Regions from separate parts of the Mus musculus genome. Here region 2 is linked to region 1. The links are chromatin contacts, found by Hi-C in ENCODE. All regions are on one chromosome and are shown on one strand. Each heading gives the region's core, a stretch centred on a gene start or an enhancer-like site at or near the end of the contact. The rest is flanking DNA. Distances are from core to core; before and after follow the strand shown.

Evidence for each region. A loop is a pair of places that touch in the nucleus more often than their neighbours do.
Region 2: a map of left cerebral cortex shows a loop between it and region 1 (4-fold over the local background). The contact joins the enhancer-like site here to the promoter of Ubtd2 in region 1. A Hi-C loop is called at or near these places in 13 of 37 maps with a recorded cell type or tissue (adrenal gland, gastrocnemius, heart and 2 more).

Annotation. Positions count from the first base shown.
Region 1 is chr11:32,451,431-32,459,307 of GRCm38, reverse strand. It overlaps Ubtd2 (ubiquitin domain containing 2), which reads right to left and starts at 3,938. Exons shown (of 3, transcript NM_173784.4): 1 at 3,762-3,938. The coding sequence starts at 3,831.
Region 2 is chr11:32,496,095-32,503,971 of GRCm38, reverse strand. It overlaps Ubtd2 (ubiquitin domain containing 2), which reads right to left. Exons shown (of 3, transcript NM_173784.4): 2 at 4,511-4,747. Among named protein-coding and RNA genes, the nearest start is that of Efcab9, 28 kb to the left of the region's middle. Within about 2 kb of position 4,682, at least 1 of the 3 ENCODE cell types and tissues checked has a DNase peak (open chromatin) inside an H3K27ac peak, as active enhancers do; it is left cerebral cortex, where a contact is called at or near this core.

The DNA of each region.
Region 1 (7,877 bases), core at 2,689-5,188:
TCCATTTATATGAAACATTCTGAACAGGTAAACATCATTTAAAAAAAAAAAAGGTGCATTAAGAGACTGAGAAGAGAGAGACATAGCCTCTGAAGAAAAGAAATGTGGATGTGGATGGTGATGACAGTTATAGAACATTGAACTGCATTCAAAATAGTTATCAACATGTGGTGGCACACTGCATCTAGCACCCAGGAGGCAGAGGCAGGCGGATCTCTGAGTTTGAGGCCAGCCTGGTTTACAGAGTCAGGAGAGCCAGGGCTACACAGACAGACCTTGTCTTTAATAACAGTAACAAAAACAAACAACAAAAAAGGTTAATACCACATTTTATGGTAGTTTCTTAAATAAAACAAGAAAAGGAGGAAAGCTTTTTTAATTTCAGTCCTGAATAAAAAACTCTCACTGCCATTCTAAGCATTCTATATGACATGGAGGACATTATTTAGTTTCTTCAGGCTTCAATCTTCACCTACAATATAGGTTGACTGATATTCATCTCAAAGAATTGTAGACTCAATGCATCTATTAACCCCTTAGCACAGGACTCGTTACATAATAAATACCAGATAAATACAGTAGATTTTATAATTCCAAAGACACTGTTACTCACTGAGTAGGTGTCTGTAAGGCTGCTATAAATGGGTATCTGAAAGAACTCCATAACGATGCAAAGACATCCTGAAGTAGTGATTAAGGCAACACATGTCCAGCACTTGCCTAGCTTCCTGAGAACCTAGGAACCTGCAAATACCAGAACTGGTTCTCTTGGGTGTCACTAAAGAGCTCACTAAAGAGATAAACTTAAAAAATAAGCACACTGGCTTGTTTCCAATTAATTGTATTGATGCTCTCCTTAAATATTTATTTCTAAAAAATCATAAAGGGACCAGAATAAAGGCTCCAGAGTTCAATCCCTGGGACCAACATGGTAGAAGAAGAGAACCAAAAACTGTCTGTCCTCCATTTATATTTGCAACACACACATACCCTTACCCCTTGTCTACAGGTCTTAAGTACCAAGTCCAGCTTCACAATGTTATTAAAAAGAGAACCATAGAGAATACGCTATTTAAAAATGCCTCAACCATGGAAGACTCAAGGAAATGAAAGTGTGGGGAGTACATTAGCTAATCTTGAATCTATAAGACCTGTCTTGTTTCAAATTCGGCACACACACACAAAAAAAGCCTATGTACCTTAAAACCCAAACCTGAATTCTAGATAAGGTAGACCAGAAGAACTCTAGATAGCATAAAAAACTCAAACAGTGTGGTGTACGCCTTTAATCCCAGCACTCGGGGCTGGCAAGATGGCTCAGTGGTTAAGAGCGCCGACTGCTCTTCCGAAGGTCCCGAGTTCAAATCCCAGCAACCACATGGTGGCTCACAACCATCCATAACGAAATCTGATGCCCTCTTCTGGAGTGTCTGAGGACAGCTACAGTGTACTTACATACAATAAATAAATAAATCTTTAAAAAAAATTATAATCCCAGCACTCAGGAGGCAGAGGCAGGCGGATTTCTGAGTTCAAGATCAGCCTGATCTACAAAGTGAGTTCCAGGACAGCCAGGGCTATACAGAGAAACCCTGTCTCAAAAAACCAAACCAAACCAAACCAAACCAAACCAAACCAAAAAACTCAAACACAAGTCTTAGTGTGAAAATTAAGCCATCACCATAGTGTTATAATGTTCTGTAAGAATTCTCCAAATTCTTTCACAGAAGTAATCTACCTAAGATGACTTTTTTTTTGGATATTTTATACTCACATTAAAAATACTTGGATCCAGAAGGAAAAGGAAAATACAATATCCAAGTATTTCAGATTATATCTATTATGAGCCAGCTGACTTGGAAAGGCTAGGGTCATTCTAAAATGGTGGTGCTCACATAGCACTATGAATGTTAACCATCATGAAATACATCTGAAGGCTGCATTATACTCCATGTTGATAAAAATCAATATAACCAGATTAAAACTGCTGATGTTTGAAAAGCTAAGATCTTTGCTAACACCCTTAGGAAAAAAGTCATTCCCTTTCAAACAACAACAACAAAAAAGAACTGCTAACATGTTAAACTGAAACACATATTACAGTAACTTTTTGTTGTTTTTTTGGTAACACAGTTTTGCTATGCAGCCAGGTCTGGCCTGGAGCTTAAGATCATCTAGCTCCAGCCTTCAGAGTTGCTGGCTCCAGTTAGCTCTTACCTCTCATGACAGTAATGGAGAACAAAGGCTTCCAAAATTAAATTCCAGAAAGAATTCTTTTATCCCCTACAGACCCGTCTTCTGCCAGCTACATCAGGGCTATCCCGTGTCCTTTCCCCAGAAGAAAAAGACGGGGTACTCCCTCTTTTAAAACTTCTCTTTAGAAAAACTGCAGATTATGGTCCAGAAAACTTAAATGTTGAAAGAAACAGATATTAGAGCTATCTAACTGTAGGCTACTGGTAGAAATTATCTAAAGCTAGGATTTCATGCTTCTAAAAGCTCATGCTAATACTGTGATTGGATCCTAAGTTGCACTGCCAAAAGGCTCAATCTTAAAGGAATATTATAATTTTAACATATGTCAAAGTTATACTGAATGCTAGTAAGTACTAGCATGCTTAACTGGTACCATCTGATCACTGATCTGCCCTCAGCCCAGTGGTATCACGCCCTTTCTACACTTGGGCTTTGTTGTCAAAAGGACCTCACCAAGTAAATAGGCTGTGACGTGAAATCCACTACAAAGGAGCATTTCCATGGACTACTTTTTCACGACAGTTTTCACTGAGTTCTCAAATAACTTGCCCAACATTTAGTGACAGAGATTTTAGTGAAGTGGAACGGCTAAAACATCACGTAAAAAGGGAAATGTCTTGTACAAAAGTTGGGTGCCTAAGAGTCGTCTCAAGGTGTGAAAAGATGTGCCTATTCTCATGCAACTAAACAACTTTAAAATATGCACCCGATTTGAAGGCACCCAATACAAGGTTCGAATCAAATCATGTTATCCCTGGTTGGTGGCTCTTTTCTACAAGGTTCGAACTTCTACACACTCTATATACTGGATGGGCTCCGCACTTTTAAGGTCAATAAAAGCAGAGTCAATCTTACCACTCCTATCCCTCTACAACGACTACGAATGGAATTAAGAGACCTCTCATCACGGTTACGGTAACCCAGAAGTGCGAGTCGCGTTGGAAAAACTTTTACTCAAAGCACTAATCTTATACTGGGGTACTTTCTATCCTGCACGTTTTCCTTTTACGTAAGACACATCGGAATTTGACGAGTGCGCCCCGACGGCACATTGGGCTAACGCCCCTGGCAGCAGCAGAGAGCCACGTTTTCCTCGGGCCGATCGTCTCCCCCCTCCTCCATAAAACACTGCCCATGGCCACTTGGAGACTTCCCCAACCCAGCTCCAGAAACTGGAACCAACCGGGGCAGCTGTCATCCGAAACTCAGGAAAGCTGAGCCCGGCCAACTCTGCCGACGCGGGAAGGGCTGGGGGTGCGGCGGGGCCCGTCGGGGGCACTCCCGGCTGTCCCCCTCCCCGGCCCCACGAGCCGCAATCCGGCAGCCGAGTTGTCCTCCCAGCTAGAGTACCCCCCAATCCAGGCCTAGGCCCGCGGTCCCGCGTGGGGCCCGAAGCGCGTGGCGGGGCCGACGCAGAGCAGAAACGACAAAGGGGCGCGGGGTCGGGACAGGTGGCCGCCGCCGCGAACAATGGGGGGCCGCGGCTGCCCCCTGGCGCCACCTACCTCCCGTGCCGTCCGAGTTCTCGTTGAGGCTGCCCGAAGAGTCGTGCTGGGCGCCCACGCACCCGCCCATGGGGCCGCGGCCGCCACCTCAGGGCGCTCGTCCCGGCCGCCGCCTCAGCCTGCTCCCGCGTCGCCGCCTCGGGCCAGGCGCCGCTCTCTCGCCGCTCAGCCTCCGCCCCCTCGCCGCTCCTCCCACCGCCTCGCCCAGCCCCTTCCTCCGCGCCCACTTCTACCTCAGCCCCCCGGCCGCCTGGCCCGCAGGCCCGGCCCGCGTGCCTTCCTCGGCTCCCGCTCGGCCCCGCCAGGCCGGGCTTGGCCCATCCCGGGCGGGCCGCAGCGCCCGCTCGCCCCTCACTTCCCCGCGCCCCCGCGTCTAGGCAAGCCCCACCACTGCCGCCGCCGCCACCCGGCTGCCAGGCCCCATCGCCCCCGCCCGCGGCGCCACCCTCAGCCGGGCTCGGCTTGCACTCGGCCGGCCCGCTGGAACGGCCTCGAGGGGCGGGGCCGCGCTCTGATTGGCTGCATGCACCGAGGGGGCGGAGAATACCGAGCAGAACCGAGTGGAGACGAGCGCCCGAGGCCGGGAGAGTAGGGGGCAAGCGGAGGTGGGCCGGAAAGAAGGGGGAGGACTCAAGTAAGGACGAAGTGGCCAGCTCGTCCTTACTTGAGGACGAGGTGGGGCTCCTTCTGGTGTGGCCGGTGGGAGAGGGTACCGAGGAGTCGTAGGAGACTCTGGGTCGTAGACGGGCTGGGCGTGCTTAGAGGGGTTAGCCTGACCGCAAGTCCCTGCACCCCTTGAATTTGTGGAAAGCAGCGAGCTGGCCACCGAGTCTGGGTTTCCCTTACCCCAGGTCCGCAGCCCCTGCCATCACTGCGCCCGCTTGGTAGAGGTGCTCTCTGATTGTGCAGGCCTGTTGTCCCGTGCGGGGAGCGAAGGGGCACGGGTGTGTGTATCGTTCCCACAGGCTTCGCTTTACCGACAATACTACCACTCTAGATCCTGGCATTAGACATCTTAAGTCGTCTTTAGAACAAAGTGAAGTATTAATATTAATACTCTGCATTTTATAAACTAGAATTTGGTACATTGACCACGCCCAACATTCTTGGCGGTTACCATCCCAACCTAAGCCAAACTGTTAATGGCCCCTTTGGAGTTGTGCTCCTTGCTGTGGCGCCTTAACATTTTTATCGGCCTGCTTGGGTGCTTGGGTCTTTGAAAGCATTTTTTTTTCTTTTTTTTTTTTTTTTTTTTTGCCTAAGCTGTTCCACTTTTATGCCAGACTTTCCTTTTATAAAACCCTGGGTCAGCTTTTGCTTAGCATTAAAAAAAAAATTTTTTTTAAGTGAAATACCTAAGAAAGAGACAGTCTGCTTCTTAGGATTTGCATTTAAATGTATTCTCATGCACTGCTGGTGGGAGTGTAAATTGGTTCAATCTTTTTGCAAAGGTTTGGCAGTGCCAATCAACAGCTTTAAAAATGTTCCTACCATTTGAGTGGGGTTATTTCACATCTGGGAGTCTAGCTTTCAGAAAAAGTCCAAATTAAAATTTGCGGCCTGGTATTCATTTGCTAGGCAGGCAAAAATTTGGGTTAAACAAACAAAGCTCTGGGTTTATATGAAAACACAGAAATGGCTCTGAAATAGAAGTCCACTATTTTGTCTTAATGCTTGAAGGATTAGCTTTACCGTCACTGTAGGCCTGAGCTCTGAAAAAAATAAGCAGTATACAGTTAGATGTTGTTACGGATTTTCAGAGCTTGCTTTTCCATAAGGGCTTGGTAACAGCCGTGTCACAGAGCCGTCTATCTGATCCTTCCCAGCTGAATGCTCACGTTGTCAGATACTAGTCACTTTATCTCTTCCCTGAAGGAGAGAGGCTGTCTGAGAATTTGCAAAGAGATTGCTTTGTCCTGAATTTCACTCCAGAAATTGCAGCAACCAAGACTTGTACGATGTCTATTAAACAGATGGTAGGCACCCAAATGCTAAGGGCTTTCTGCTGAGCAGTACACTGGCGCCAGCAAGAGAGAGCAATCTAGTGGAAAGATTCTTAGCAGTGCTTGCTCGCCATCCTGCCTGCATCTTAGAACAGAGACACATGTTCCCAGGAGCAGAGTCATGTAGCTGTAACTCAGCCCCAGATCTGCTATTAACTTCCTGGGTTGGAATCTGGCTTCCATCTTGTATTCCCTGTATGACTTTAACTTTTTGTAGAGCCCAGGTTTCTTCTTGCCGGTAAAACAGGGCCAACAAGTAATACTCCAAGTTCTGTAGGGGCACCGTATTAACTCCTCTGTTTACTCCATATCTAGCCTCACCTATCTAAATTCATTGCTTGCCCAATCTAACACTTAAGAAACATGTTCATACATTTATATCTCTATGATTATATATGTATATATATATATATATGATTATCTGTAGATAAATTATTGCTATATATACTCTCCCTTTCCCTTTTCTTTGAGATGGTCTCACTATATAGCTTTGACCTCACCCTCACAGAGATCTGCCTTCCTCTTTTCTGCTGAATGCTGGAATTAATGGCATGAACCATTATGCCCAACTGTGTGTGTGTGTGTTTATTCATGTGTATGTGAATGTCTGTGGAGGCTAGAAAACAACCTTGGATGTCATTTCTTAAGGGTTGTCCACTGAGTTTTGTGTGGGGCGGGTACATGTGAGTGCCGGTCGGGGCCAATCTTGATGCCGAGACCAAAAAAAAAAAGGTGATTAGCAATGGAGGAAAGACACCCAATGTCAACCTCTGTCCTTCATGTGCACACACAAGCAATGTACACAGCACACACACACCTAATAACCTTCTGTAATAACTTTCAGAAACAATGTACAATATACACTTCCCCTACGATTTTTCAAAGTAATAAAAATTTAAAAATTAAATCCAACTGGGCAGTGGTGGCATATGCCTTTAACCCCAGCACTCGGGAGGCAGACTCAGGAGGATTTCTGAGTTCGAGGCCAGCCTGGTCTACAGAGTGAGTTCCAGGACAGCCAGGGCTACACAGAGAAACCCTGTCTCGAAAAACAAACAAACAAATTTAATCCATAGCCATATGTGTTAGAAGGGTATTTTTTTTCCTGGCCTCACAATTGTTGCTGTTTTGGACACTATCTACCCTTGTAGCCCGCAACCAGCCCTGAGCTCTAGGTTTTAAGTCATTGATCTTTATGCCATGATTATTCAAGTTTGGTGGACTTTGTTACTGTAGCTCTACAGTAAGTTTTAGATTTGTTCCTTTTCTCTCTCTCTCTCTCTCTCTCTCTCTCTCTCTCTCTTGAGATGCGGGTCTTTCAGTCTCATGTTTCTCAGGCTAACCTCAGATTCCTGGGCACAAATCATCATAGCCCCATCCCTGGCCCCACCCCCAGGCCACCCCAGCCCCCAGCTTCCAGGGGAGCTGGAACTACTTATATTTGCTATTATTGCACATGGCTTGTTCTTTTCTAAGCTTGTTTTGTTTATTCTGGGCGCCTTGGATTTCTGTATGAATTTTAGGATCAGCTTGCCCATTTCTGGAAAAAGCAGCTGGGATTTTAATGGGAAATGTGTTAAGTCTGTGAATGGTGAGTGCCCGAGTACTGCCATTTTGACAGCGTTACGCCAGTTTGAATGTGGCTATTTCCCCCTCATTTGTGCCTTAAATTCATTCCTGTAGCGGTGGTTTCAGTGCCACGCCTTGGGTTTTGTCACATTTCTAAATTTCCTTTGCCATGCTGCTGTAGATGGATCTGTCATCTTCTACAGATCATTCATGGCAGATATATAGAAATGCCAGTTAATCTTTGCATTTTGGTCATGTATGTTGCAGTGTGGCAGATCTCACTTACTCTAGTCGTCTTTGCATTATGTATTTGGGGCATCTGCGTTGCGGTCCCCACTGACGTCTTTACTCAGCCATTTCCAGGGAGAACCAGCAACAGTGCACAGGGACCAGAGAAGAAGGGACCAAGAATGAGGTACCATGGTGGCAAGCACTGGAAAGGAGTCACTCTGGTGGGCAGCGTGGGATAGTCTTTCTTTCCCAGAGGTTCTGATTCACTTGGTCTGGAGTGGATCCCAGAAACCACTGTCTTTAACCCACACAG
Region 2 (7,877 bases), core at 3,433-5,932, 44 kb before region 1:
GGACTGCTTTTCTATATGAGACAGGGTCTCCCCTATTTTGTAGCCTTGGCTAGCCTGGATCACTAGGCTGACCAGGCTGACCTTGAACTCAAAGATTCACCTGCCTCTACCTTGTGAGTGATGGGCTCAAAGGTATGCACCACCAAAGTCAGCATCCTGGCCTGTTTTTTAATAGCCTTCAGAGACACCTTAGAAAAACAGAAAGGCCTATCTCTACAAATGTATTTCCTGTCCATTTGTATATTAAGAAAATGTACTGTTTCTCTTAAGTATTAGTAAAAGTCTACCATTTTAAAGTATTTTAGGAAATATGCAAGGTACTAAAAGTATCAGACATAAGCCAGGCAGCAGTGGCTCATGCCTTTAATCCCAGCACTCAGGAGGCAGAGGCAGGCGGATTTCTGAGTTTGAGGCCAGCCTGGTCTACAGAGTGAGTTCCAGGACAGCCAGGGCTACACAGAGAAACCCTGTCTTGGAAAAAGAAAAAAAGAAAATCACACATGGAAGAAACATCAAAGAAGACTTGTATAATCACTTTATAAACTCACAGATTTGAAATTGTATATTGGGTGTGAATCAAAGGTACTTTTGTTACTTTTTAGATTTGAGTCAAATCTCAGTTCCATGATTTATAACCTAGAAAAGATATGATCTTCTCTGTTTCAGTTCTCTCCTGAATAAAATGGGGATTGCTACTAATTTTTTTTTTAAATAAGAGAGTTGACATACATACACCCATTACAACTAACTTTTTTTTTAAATAGGCATATTTTTAGAATTTTTACATAATGACAAAATACCAAACCATGAGAAAAAAGGAACAAACTCTTGAAGAAATTTAAGGCAATTAAAAAAAAAATGCTGTAAAAGCTATGGGAAGAAGCTGTTTACAGACAGGAGGCTATGGGAACACAGCCAGGTCAGAATCTGTAAGTCAAGGGTGGTGCAGGAAACTTACCTGTTAGCACCAGAGTCCAGTGTAAGGGAAAAAAAAAACAAACTCAACAGCTCCAGTGTTTAATTTACTAAGTGCTTTTGGTAGGTCAAGCACTATCATAAATGACTCATAAGAGATTCACCCAACCAGACCCATGTGGACCACAGATGACAAAGAGAAATGAAGGTCACAGAAATGATTTGCTTAAAGCCACATAGCTTTAATCACTACAGGAGAAGCACAAGTGATGTCACAACCTACCACTGAGCAGGTCTAAATAAAAACATCCAATTAAGTAGCTGAATTGTAACTGATGGCTAATTAGGGATATATGACAGAGCTTAATTGACAGGCCCACTCAAGAGATATTATTGATAAGCTTTAGAAAAAAATAGAGAAACATTCAAGGATATCAATGACAAAACCTTATTGCCGACAAGTCTGTGATAATTCATTTGAGAGGAATGCTCACGGTTCTTCCATGCTTATGCAGAATATGTTTTTCTCTCACACAATCTCTCCCCCCATGTGGACCACAAATAACAAAGAGAAATGAAGGTCACAGAAATGATTTGCTTAAAGCCACATAGCTTTAATCACTACAGGAGAAGCACAAGTGATGTCTTTCTTTCTTTTAGTTTTCAATACAAGGTTTCTCTGTGTAGCCCTGGCTATTCTGGAACTTGCTCTGTAGACCAGGCTGGCCTCAAACTCAGGTCCATTCACTTCTGCCTCCCAAGTGCTAAGATTAAAGACATGACATGCTGGTTGATGGGACTGCCAGGAAAAATCATCATTGTCATTGTTTTGGGATATTGAGACAGGGTTTGTTTATGCAGGCCTTGCTCTACTAGACTAGCTAAGTAGACCAACCAAGCTGGCTTTGAACTCAAAGAGATCCACCTATCTCTGCCTCCTGAGTGCTGAGATTAAAGGCATGCATTACTATACCTGGCTCAGCAACATTATTTTTCTTGACAGTTCATGTAGATGGAGCAGAAATCAGACTTAAATATTTAATAGAGATTTGAGTCTATACTTAATAGGATATACAGTGTGTCTATACATGAAACAGATACTTTGTCTTTATAAACTTAAAAGCATTTTAAAACACACTTGTTACATTTATTTAATGTAATTATTGTGTGTATGTGTGTATGCTATAGTGCACATATGGACATCATAGGGCAACTTGAGGGAGTTGGTTCTCTTTCCTTCTACTGTGCTGGTTCCTGGGATTAAACTCACATGTTGGGCTGGAGAGATGGCTCATCAGGTTAAGAGCACCATCTCCTCTTTCAGAGGTACTGAGTTCAATTCCCAGCAACCACATGGTGGCTTACAACCATCTGTAATGGGATCCAATGCCCTCTTCTGGTGTGTCTAAAGATAGCTACAGTGTACTCACATACATTTAAAAAAAATTATATATATATATATACCTCACATGTCATCAGACTTGATGGTAAACACTGCGGAGCCATCTGGTTGATCTCTGTTCCCATGAGCTTTTAAATTAAGCCACAATTTGGAGACCATAATTAGCTACAGATAACTATATTACATATAAAATGAGGAATTCAGAGATCCAGGATTCTAGATTAAAACAACCACAATAGATTCAGTTTGGGAAAAGGGATGTACGCATCAGAAAGAACTGAGTAATACAAAAAGAAGAACCTGTATTCTCTAATGGGGTAGCTGAAGGGGCAGATGGAAACCATGTGACCATCTCCTCCTCTACAAGCATGGAGGAGGTAAAGGATTTAAGCACTAACCTGAAAACTGAAACTAAATGGGCATCCTGAAATGGCGCTCAAATAATTCAAATTCAATAAATGTTGGGGATATAAGCCTGTGCTAAAGAGTTCTCATAATAAATAACAGACAGTCATAAAACAAGGAATGCTTCTTAGAAGCACAACTAATTAGACTATAATGGGGATTTGGAAATTTGGCAAGGCTTATGAGTAAAACATCCTGTATTGGACAAAGAGTCAAAGAACATTCTGCAGATGATTAAATTACTAAAGCACTGCCCCTCTACAAATAAAATAAAAAAGACCTTGGGAAAAACAATGGTGGCATAATAATGAACAAAGGACAACGGTACCTGTAGGTGTTTGTCCCTTACATAAGTCTGAAGAAACAACCCAGAAAGCTATTAACTTGAAAAGCTAAAGAGAAAAACACAAATACATAAATCAAAAGAACAAAGAGTACATATATAAAACTAACACCTAAATCTCAGCATAACACCAAACATTTAATGTTTTGAATCAATGAGACCATAATAGAGTATGTGCACATATCTAGCATCTATGTGTCCCTAGATACATATACATTATGATTCTTAGTCACACTTCTAAAGCAAGAAAGATTTCTTGTATGGCTCAGACTATAGTCAAGGAAAACAATCTTTAAAAACTTTGAAGTTGGGGGTGAAAAGATGGCAGATAAGAGTTGCTGTTCTTCCAGGACATGGGTCTGTTTCCCAGCATCCAAATGACAAAAATAACCATACATAGAAAATAAAAGCACATTTAAAAGAAGAGATTTTATTTTTATATATGTTTGCCTAGCATATATAAATAACCCTGTATGTATGTTTATATGTATGCAATGTGTGTGAATGTATGTGTATACATGTCTGTGTATATATATATATATGTGTGTGTGTGCCACATAACGCAGTGCCTGCAGAAGCCAGAGAGGGAATCAGATTTCCCTGGACCTGGAGTCAGACACTTTCGAGCCACCGAGGGGAACTGAACCCAGATCCCCTACTAGAGCAGCAAACACTGAGCCATCTCTTCTGTATGCTCCCCACCCCAAATATTAATCTTCAAAAATGAACTTCAACTCTGACAGGAAAGTAGTTAAGGCAGTGGTGGCAGCAGCAGCTACCACCAGGTGGGGATGTACACTGCAAGAGGGAAGCAGACTGGGGGCTTGTCTCTAGAGAGAACTAAGTCACATAGAAAGTAGAAAATACCCATTTAGCAAATGTTCTCTTTTCTGAGATTAAGAAACATAAAAATGAACCAAGACACAAACTACAACCAGCTAAAAAGAAGCTGGTCGTGGTGATGCACGGCTTTAATCCCAGCACTCGGGAGGCAGAGGCAGGTGGATTTCTGAGTTCGAGGCCAGCCTGGTCTACAAAGTGAGTTCCAGGACAGCCAGGGCTATACAGAGAAACCCTGTCTCGAAAAACCACCAAAAAAATAAAAATAAATAAATAAAAAAGAGAGAAAAGCTATATATTTATTTTAACTACAATAAAAAATGAGGGTGCTGGAGAGATGGTTCAGTGGTTAAGAGCACTGGCTGCTCTACCAGAGGACCTGAGTTGAAGTCCCAGCACACACATGGCAGCTCTCAACTGTCTTTAACTCCTGTCCCAGGGGATCCGACACCCTCACATAGACATACATGTAGTCAAATTACAAATGTACACAAAATAAAAATAAATAAATTTTTAAAAAATTGAGTAATGTATTAAAAAAAAAAAAAGTCTCTCTCCAGGTGGTCCTCTGCTATGCCCCTTTGTCATCAGGACACCAAACCTACCGTGTGGTAGTGTTATGTTTGCACCGTCAATGATTGCCTGTGCCAGTTCATGATCATTGCTTTCAAAAGCATGTGCAGCGGCCTTCAAGGCATCCCAGATCTCTTTCCGGCCTTCAAAAGCTGGTGCAGTGTCCCAGAATTCATCCCTCTTGCTGCGCAGTTGTCCATCTGTCATGGGATAGTCACTTTTCCATTTTGGTTTCTCCTTTTTCAAAGGCTGGTTACGACCTAGAGCAACTAAAAAGAGAAAATACTAACATCAATATTCACACACACACACACACACTCCCTATTCTTTGTTAAAAGAAAAAAAAAAGGTTACATGGCCATATTCCTATTTCAGATTCTTTTACCATAATTACAGCTAGAGGTTTGCCTTTTTTGCTGATTTCTGGCTAAAATTCTATTTACTAATCTAGAGAAAATGGAGATAGCTAGCTGCAAAAGTTTCTTTTCTGCTTCTTTTTTTCCTTCCTTGAGACAGGGTTTCACACTGTAGTCCTGGCTGGCTTCCAACTCCTCGCAATCCTTCTGTTTTAGTCTCCCAAGTGCTAGGATTATAGGCATGAGCCACTGCACCAGGATGCATAATTTTCAGTAAATCAATAGCTCTTTTCCAATCATATTTCCAAAGGATGATTAAAAATAATTATGGGCTGGGTGGTGATGGTGTATACCTTTAATCCCAGCACTCAGGAGGCAGGCAAGTGGATCTCTGAGTCTGAGGATAGCCAAGAGTTACATAGAGAAACTCTACCTCGAAAACCCCAAAACTAATTAATTAATTAATAACCAACCAATCAATCAATCAATCAATCACAGGAAACTAGGGAGATGGCTTAGTCAGTAAAATGCCTGGGTTACCAGCAGGAGACAGAGACGGGCAGATTTCTGGAGCTCACTGGCCAGCCAGTCTGGACAAAGAAGCAAACTTCACATTTAGTGAGAGAACCCGTATTATAAATAAATAAACAAATAAATAAATAAATAAATAAATAAAGTAGAAAGTAACACACACAGAATTAAACTGTGGGTTGGGAACATAGCTTAGTTGGTGAAGTGCTTGCACTGCAAGCATGAGGACCCAAATTTAATCCCCATGTATGACCCACATAAAATAAAAGTCTGGCTGTGGGTGGCACATTTGTAATCCCAGACAGATCTTCGGAGGTAGAGACAAGCAAGTAAGTCCTTGGAGTTCACTGCCACCAAGCCTCTTCTATTTGCTGAGTTCCAAACTAATGAGGGACCTATGATAACAAACAAGATGATGGCTCCTGAGGCTGACCTCTGGTCTCAAGCACACATATTAACCCCGCCTCATAAACAAGCATACACACAAGCAGTTGAATCTTTGAGTTCATGGCCAGCCTGGTCTACACAGCAGTGTTCCAGGATATCAAGGCCTACAAAGAGAGATCCTGTCTCAAAAACAAACAAACAAAAAACAAAAACAAAACAAACAACGCCGCATGCCTTTAATCCCAGCACTTGGGAGGCAGAGGCAAGCGGATTTCTGAGTTTGAGGCCAGCCTGGTCTACAAAGTGAGTTCCAAGACAGCCAGGGCTACAGGGAGAAACCCTGTCTCAGAAAAAAACAAACAAACAAAAAACCCACAGCAACAACAACAAAGTAACTATAACAAATGTACAACTCTGGTAAAAGGTGTGTACAATGGGTAATTATGAACAACCCCAGGAAAATATGGGGATTTTCCAGACAAAAGTTCTTTTTTGTTCATTAAAACATGCGCGCACACACACACATGCACATATGCCAGCAGCCAAAAAGAGTAAGTATTTCATCAAATTAACAAGGTCAAAATACGAGTGGCAGATGCAGTAACAGAGACACACGTAGAGTAAATGGTGTGAAATAGTTTGAATATTAGGATCTTTGGACATATAGAGCCAAGAAATTTGAACTGAGCAAATCTAAAAAGGCAAAAAGCTACTTTTCAGTGTTCAAGGGAAACAAACCAGACCACCAAATTCAGGAAAATAACTACTAGAGGAAAGCTTCTTCCAGCTCAGAGAGCTCAGAATATCATCCTCTGAAACTCAAACAAGAGCAACTTTGTAAAGAGCTGGTACAAAGGGATGACATTCTTCTCTCTCTCTCTCTCTCTCTCTCTCTCTCTCTCTCTCTCTCTCTCTCTCTCTCTCTCTGTCTCTCTCCCCTCCCCTCCCCTCCCCTCCCCTCCCCCCTCACAGGAATCAAACAGGTAAGGCAGAGGTGGTGGATCTCTGAGTTCCAGGACAGCCAGGGCTACACAGAGAAACTGTCTTGAAAAAACAAAAAATAAAAAAGAAGAAAGTTCTGTACTGGAATAGATGAAGAATTTGAAAGAACAGCAATGCGGTATTTTAGTGCCAATCCAAGAAGAGGAAAAAGGGAGAGGTCACTCCCTTTGGCACAGGTCTCCTTAGAAAATGATACACAGCAACGTGTTAGAACAAGTCTCCGGCAACCCCTGTACCCAGACACTTTCGTAGCCTACATGATCACTGATCTGTTTTGTATGGGTCATACTGACTTATAGCCATTCCTGCCTATGGGCCTGTAGTTTATACAGTGTCAGGCATAAGAAAGCTTAATAGACATAAGTAAAAAGAAAATTAAACCCTGATGAAAGGATAAAAACTGTGAGGGAAGAGTAGGTGGGTAACAAATGACAGCGAAGGTGGGAAGCAGAGAAGTATGCATCAAAACTCACTGTTCCATGTTTAATTGAACAAAGAATATCTATTTTAAAAAATCTAAAATGGTTCTAAAGTATGCATAAAGTTAATGATGCCCTTACTGGCCTGGACTATGCCTAATACAAATAAAATGACTCTAGCCCCTGGGAAATCTCACCCCTTCCCAGGCTATATTCCTATATGACAGGGCTAACTAATATGGTAAAGTATATTTGGTTTGACACCTGAATTGAAATAAATTTTTCTTACTAAGTCTGACCATTGCTCTCAAGGCCAAACATAACTGGTCTCTCTAGTCTCTCCCACAAAATCTTTATCATTGCCACATGATGATGTTTTGGCCTTCTAACTTGTAATGCAAAGCAGGCAAGTCTAAAAGGATGGGTATAACAGAGTAGAAACCCTATCCATTTAGTAGCATAGCTGGAAACAAAAATCCAAGTCTCCTTATGTAATTAACCTATGAGAGTTAATTCCAATGTGAACAATTCAATCTGTACTAATGGCTTTCCTCTACATTTGGCAAATAATACTGCAAAGTAAAGCTAAAGCACCACTCAAAAAGGTGTCCAAACTATGTCCAATAACCACAATCTACCCACCAGTTCTACCACAGCAAAATGTACATGTAAATTTCATTTTCTGCTGTGTTATCCTCTACATG